Regions from separate parts of the Mus musculus genome. Here region 1 is linked to region 2. A link is a loop called in an ENCODE intact Hi-C map of the cell type or tissue named here. Cell type or tissue: heart. All regions are shown on one strand. Links, peaks and the distances in the headings refer to the core of each region. The heading gives the core; the rest is flanking DNA. Region 1 overlaps Rnf216 (ring finger protein 216). Region 2 has its middle 20 kb from the start of Fscn1.

Region 1 (2,910 bases), core at 270-2,769, 61 kb after region 2:
GAGTGAGTGAGAACTAGATCCACGCCTGGGTCTGTAGCCCCAAGCGAAAGGTCCCCTAGTCTAGGTCTGGTTTATAGTAACAAACACAACTGCTGAGGTGGAGAGTCTAGCTCAATGGCAGAATGTTGTACGGAATGATCAAGGTCCTGGGTGTAATCTCCAGCACAGAAAATACAAATAAAACCCAACAAACCAGCAAACAAAGAAACAAAAACACTTACCAGACATAATTAACTCCTAAGAACATTCTGGTATATTTCTAATGTTTCCCCCCTCTTTTTCTGGCTTGACTTTGAAAATTCTAGACTTCACACTGGAAGGCCACTTTCCGCCATGGCTTCTATTCTCACACAGGGACTAGCAGGGTCAGTCAGAGGGCACTCAGACTTACAGACCCCAGTGCTCCACCGGTCCTCAGGCTATCTTGAAACCCACCCCCAACCTGTCTGCCGTGGTCACAGGCCACAGTGGGGAGGAGTCTGGCAATGCTCTCTCTGGCTCCTGGGCTATAGAAGCATGCTATAGGCCTGAAGAAGTTTGTCTGTGTTCTTTTCTGAAGAGAAAAGATAGGGAGGTCGGGGGAGACTGGCCAGTGTTAAGGAGAGGGTGAGGACATACCAGGCTGTCATGGAAGTGAATTATGAAGTGCCTCTTTGACACCTACAGCTATCTTAAGAAACAAGCCTTCAGCTCACCTGAATTCGATGACAATGGGGAAGGAAGTGCGGGAAGCACCCCAGGGTTGGCAGGGCAAAGGTGAAAGTGAAATGTGGCCCCTCACATCCAGCAGGCCCCGTACTTGCAGTAGAGAGAAGCAGGGCGGGGAGGTTTTAGTTCCCATCCTTGAGGTCTCTGAGCTCAGCAGGACACAGAAGGCACCAGGAGAGGCTACAGGGCTGGCCGGTGGTGGGTGGGGAGTTGCGGCCAGAGTTTGAGGGAGAAAGCAGGGCCTAGCAGTTCTAGAATTTCACAGGAAGTGAGGAAGAAGTCACCAGAGTAGTTTTCATTAAGAGCGGAAATGCAGAGACATCTGCTTGTCCCTGAACCACAAGCACCACAGCTGTCCATGCAGCGGGGTCTGCACAAAGAAACTGCAGGTAGTGGAGCGGAGGCAGAGGCTGTGCCTGCAGGTCAGACACAGCTTGTGGGTTAAAATACATGCCTGAGTACCTGGCACAAGACCTTCCCTCCCAAGACCCTATGAGCCCAAACCCCAGTCTGATTTCTCATTACCTGCTTGCCTGCTGGCCAGGCTCCTGTGACTTGGCTTGACTTTCCTTCCCCCTAGAAAGATGACAGGCAAGCAAGCCTGCTGCTGCCCGACCCAGCCCCTTCCCCCATGATTCTGCTCTTGTGTGGCCACAGCTGTTGTTAATAAACTTGCAAGGATTTCGTGAAAGCTTCCAAAGAGCTAGAGATTTAGTTTCAAATTATTCCCAGCTCAGTTGCGGGACTGCATGAGAACAGCAGCCCCTAACCCCCACCCCAGCTGTCTCCCGACAACAGGAAATTGGGATGTGTGGGGGGAGCAGCATGGAGGGGAAAACCCAGCTAGGGAGGCACATGCTGTGCAGAGGGAAACAGAAATGTTCTGGGAGGAGCAAAGATTACACAGGCTCCAGACCAGCCTCTAGTTTCAGCAGCCATCTTCTTAAGTCAGGAAGCCAAGCATCCCAATGCCTCTGACCAGGGCACCTCCTCCACAAGGACCTCTAGTGTCCAGCGGTCCATCAAGGAGGCAGAGCTGCAGGCCTCTCCTGCCGTCAGCAGTCTGCTCAGCTGAGAAGGTGTTCAGTGAGCCCCCCACCCCACGGGAAGGTCTACTTGGCTCACAGGACTGAGACCCATGGGCACATCTTGGCCATCTAGTTGTGGAAAGCCTTATGAACAGAAGAGCTGGGCGTTACCAAGTCCAGGATCCTGGACAGTTTTCCTAATTTCCTAATCTGCAAAAATGTGTCCCCCCCCCCCCCCCCCCCGTCATGTCCTCAGCCGAAGTCCCATTTAACATTCCAAAAGCACTGTACTGTGAGGGAAGTTTCATCAGTGTACCCATTCTACCCATGCTCCTCTTTGTATTGTTCTACAGAAACAATGGGGCTGAAGATAGTGAGCAGAAATAAAAGTCAGAGCTGATGACTACAAGTTCTTGTTGTTGTCTTTTTTTTTTTTTTTTTTTTGAGACAGGGTCTTCTAGAACTTGCTATATAGACTAGGCTGGCCCAGAACTCAGGAAAAAAAAAATCACCTGCCTCTGCATTCCCAGTGCCACAATACACAGCCCGAAGGTTTTGAGACGGACATGAAGGCTGACTGCTATTTCAGTAAGCGGTTTCAATACTGCAGAGGACACACAACAGCAGGGTGAGGCCCTGAGGAGAGAGGAAAATCTCTTCTCTGACATTTTACAGGAAGGGGGAACTCTGCTGTTTTGTTTTGTTTTGTTTTTTTTCCAGACAGTCTCTCTGTGTAGCCTTGGCTGTCCTGGAATTTGTCTTTGGACTAGGGAGGCAGCAACAGGTGAATTTCTGTGAGTTTGAGGTAGACCTGGTCTACACAGCAAGTTCCACGATGACTCTGTCTCAAAACAAAACTAAAACAAACAGGCATGGCCCTGGTTAACCGTGACTACTGTTCTAAGGGGGTGCAAGGGAATGTCACTTTTCTTTTTTCTGAGGCAAGGACTTTATATAGCCCAGGCTGCCCTTGAGCTCACTACGGAGCCAACGATGACCCTGATCATCTCATCTTTTAGTCTCCATTTGAATCCTGCAGCTGATGGTAGATGCATGTACCACCACGCTCGCTCAGTTCTGAAGAGAACAGCGAGGGTTTCACATCTGCTAGGTAAGTTCTCTACCAATTACCATTCTAAGCCTTTTTATTTTTGTAGAAAATAAAATTTAAAAG
Region 2 (2,910 bases), core at 277-2,776:
GCACGCGCACACACGAACACACACACACACACACACACACATAGATACAAGGACGCAGGCCAGAGAAGTACACCCACTGAGCCTGGAGCTAGGTTGGTAGCCAGCTGGTCCTAGAGTTCTCCTGTCTCCACAGCAACCGTGGTTACAGATCCTGACTTCCCTCATGGATGCTGGGGATTTGAACTCAGTTCCTCATGCCTGTGTTTCAAGTATCTTACCCACTGAAACATCTCCCCAGCTTCTCCTGTGTCCTAATGACATGTCATATGGCTTTTCTTTTCACAGCTTGCCTATTTGAGACGATATTTTCCTTTTTTTTTTTTTTTTTTGTTTTTTTGTTTTTTGAGACAGGGTTTCTCTGTATAACCCTGGCTTGTCCTGGAGCTCACTTTGTAGACCAGGCTGGCCTCGAACTCAGAAATCTGCCTGCCTCTGCCTCCCAAGTGCTGGGATTAAAGGCGTGCGCCACCACCGCCTGGCGAGACGATAATTTCTAAAGGTACAAACAAAAATTTGGAGTCTGGTCGTGGCTGGTCATAGCTGAAATAATCCTGGCACTTGAGAGGAGGGGAAGGGTCAGGGTTTGGCGGTGTGAGGCAGTGTCCAATAAAGGAAAGCAGAGGGGACCTCCATGATGGCTCAGCAGGCAAAGGGGCGCGCTGCCAGGCCTGCCAACCTCAGTTTGACTCCCGAACCCTCAGAATGGAGAGAACTGATTCTCGAAAAATGTTCACTGATCTCTACATACGTTACCAAGGTGCACACACACACACACACACACACACACACACACGACTAATTGAAGCAGAACAGGATAGCAAATCAAAGACAGAGCTTGGTGGTGCTGCATGTCTTCAATCCCAGATTCAGAGGCAGGCTGAGCTTTGAAAGTTGGAGGCTAGCCTGGTCTACAGAGGGAGTTACAGGATAGTCAAGGCTTCAAACTTAAAATGTAACTGACAATGGCCTTGAACTCTTGTTTCTCCAGCCTCAGTTCTGGACTACAAGTACTGGGATTACAACACAAAGAAACTTTGTCTCAAAAACACAAAAACAACAACCCTCCCTGCCCTTCCAAAAATCCATGAGCAAACAAACGAAATGAAGGCAGGAGCCTCCTGTTTGAGGCTAAGCTCCCTCAATGAGTCACAACCCAAGAGAATAAAAGTCAAAAACTCAAGTGGCCATGCTGAATTTCAAGTGACCCAGGGAAAAGAACTCACCTGTTGTCTGATCTTCGGAGAAACTCATAGATGAATATATAACAACCCCGCTTTCCAGTCAGGCCAGTTTAAATCATCAGGTATTGAAGTTCTTTGCTTTAATTATAACCAAAAAGTGTTACCATAAGACACCTGGGTATCAATCTCTTGAGTGTCCTTAGTTTTCGACTCCCAAGGTCCCTCTTTCTCTAAAGCCAGCCCCTCCCTAATGCAGCAGGACAGCCTACCCTTAGTAGATCTTTAAGTTAAAAAAAAAGGTGAAGATTTATATATTTGTTTGTTCGCCTGCCCATCCATCTACCCATCCATCCATCCATCCATCCATCCATCCATCCATCCATCCATCCATCCATCTATGAGTTTTACTACCTGTGTACTGTATGCATGTACATCTGCTTACCAGAAGAGGGCATCAGATCCTAATGTAGATGGTTGTGAGCCACCATGTGGGTCCTGGGAACTAAACGAGGTCTCCAGAAGGGCAGCCAGTGTTCTTAACCTCTGAGTCATCTCTCCAGGCCCTGTTAAGTGAAACTTACTGTAAGTTTTCCTTCCTGCTGCCTTGTCTCTCTCCATTTGCTTCTTTCTTTCTTTACTTTGTGGTGCTGGAATCCCTAGGCCATACTGACTTTTTTACTTTTTAAAAACTCAGGAGTGGTAGCGCATGCCTTTAATCCCAGCACTCGAGAGGCAGAGACAGGAGGATTTCTGAGTTTGAGGCCAGTCTGGTCTACAAAGTGAGTTCCAGGACAGCCAGGTCTATACAGAGAAACCCTGTCTCGAAAAAACAAACAAACAAACAACCTCAGGAGTGGAGAGATGGCCCAGCAGCTAAGAGCATCCGTTGCACTTGCAGAGGACCCAAGTTCAGTTCCTAGCACCCTACACAGGTGTTCATAACCACCTGTAACTCCAGCTCCCGGGGATCTGACGCCCTCTTCTGGCCTCCTCAGGCAACTGCATGCATGAACCACCCCAAGACACACACATACATTTAAAGATAAAGTAAATCCTTTAAAAAATTCATTCATTCATTCATTCATTCATCCATTCATCCATTCATCCATTCATCCATTCATCCATTCATCCATTCATCCATTCATCCATTCATCCATTCATCCATTCATCCAGAGACAGGGCCTCATATATCCCAGACTGGCTTCAAACTCAATACACATCCAGGCTGGCCTTGAACTCTTTCCCCTGCCTCCACTCCTGAGTGTTGGGGTTGCAGGCATGGAACAGCATGTCTTATGACTTCTAGTTTTTAAAATTTGTTTGTTTTTATTTTTTGACACAGGGTCTCCCTATGTAGTCTTGGCTGTCCTGGAATTTGCTATGTAGACCAGGCTGGCCTTGAACTCACAGAGACCCCCCTGCCTCTGCTTTCTGAGTGCTTGAATTAAAAGAATGTGCCAACAAACCCAGGTTGTTAGTTTTGTTTGTTTATTTGAGAATCCTAAACTATCTCTAGAAAGGAAAAGGTGGGTCTGGGAGGTGGCTCAGTGGGTAACTTTTATGTGTGTTTGTGTGTGGCCACATGAGTTGGAGAGACAGCTCAACAGTTAAGAGTGCTTGGTGTGGGCTGGTGAGATGGCTCAGTGGGTAAGAGCACCCGACTGCTCTTCCGAAGGTCCAGAGTTCAAATCCCAGCAACCACATGGTGGCTCACAACCATCTGTAACAA

The links. Hi-C counts contacts between places; a loop is a spot of excess contacts. Peaks named below come from ENCODE experiments on the same cell type or tissue, not always from the same donor. Only the 100,000 strongest peaks of a DNase experiment are listed, where the experiment ranks them.
Region 1: a loop joins it to region 2, with 2.3 times the contacts of the local background. A loop is called at or near these places in 3 of 42 quality-filtered maps.

Annotation. Positions count from the first base shown.
Region 1 is chr5:142,999,822-143,002,731 of GRCm38, forward strand. The region is part of intron 15 of Rnf216 (ring finger protein 216); the gene reads right to left. Among named protein-coding and RNA genes, the nearest start is that of Gm43380, 38 kb to the right of the region's middle. RefSeq lists an enhancer at 11-2,301. In heart, for the core only: no CTCF peak of the experiment used is centred there; DNase peaks (open chromatin) are centred at 1,020 and 1,510; H3K4me3 peaks cover 742 bases; H3K27ac peaks cover 2,448 bases.
Region 2 is chr5:142,938,935-142,941,844 of GRCm38, forward strand. No RefSeq gene overlaps it. Among named protein-coding and RNA genes, the nearest start is that of Fscn1, 20 kb to the right of the region's middle. In heart, for the core only: CTCF peaks have their summits at 1,628 (motif pointing right) and 2,195 (motif pointing left); no DNase peak of the experiment used is centred there.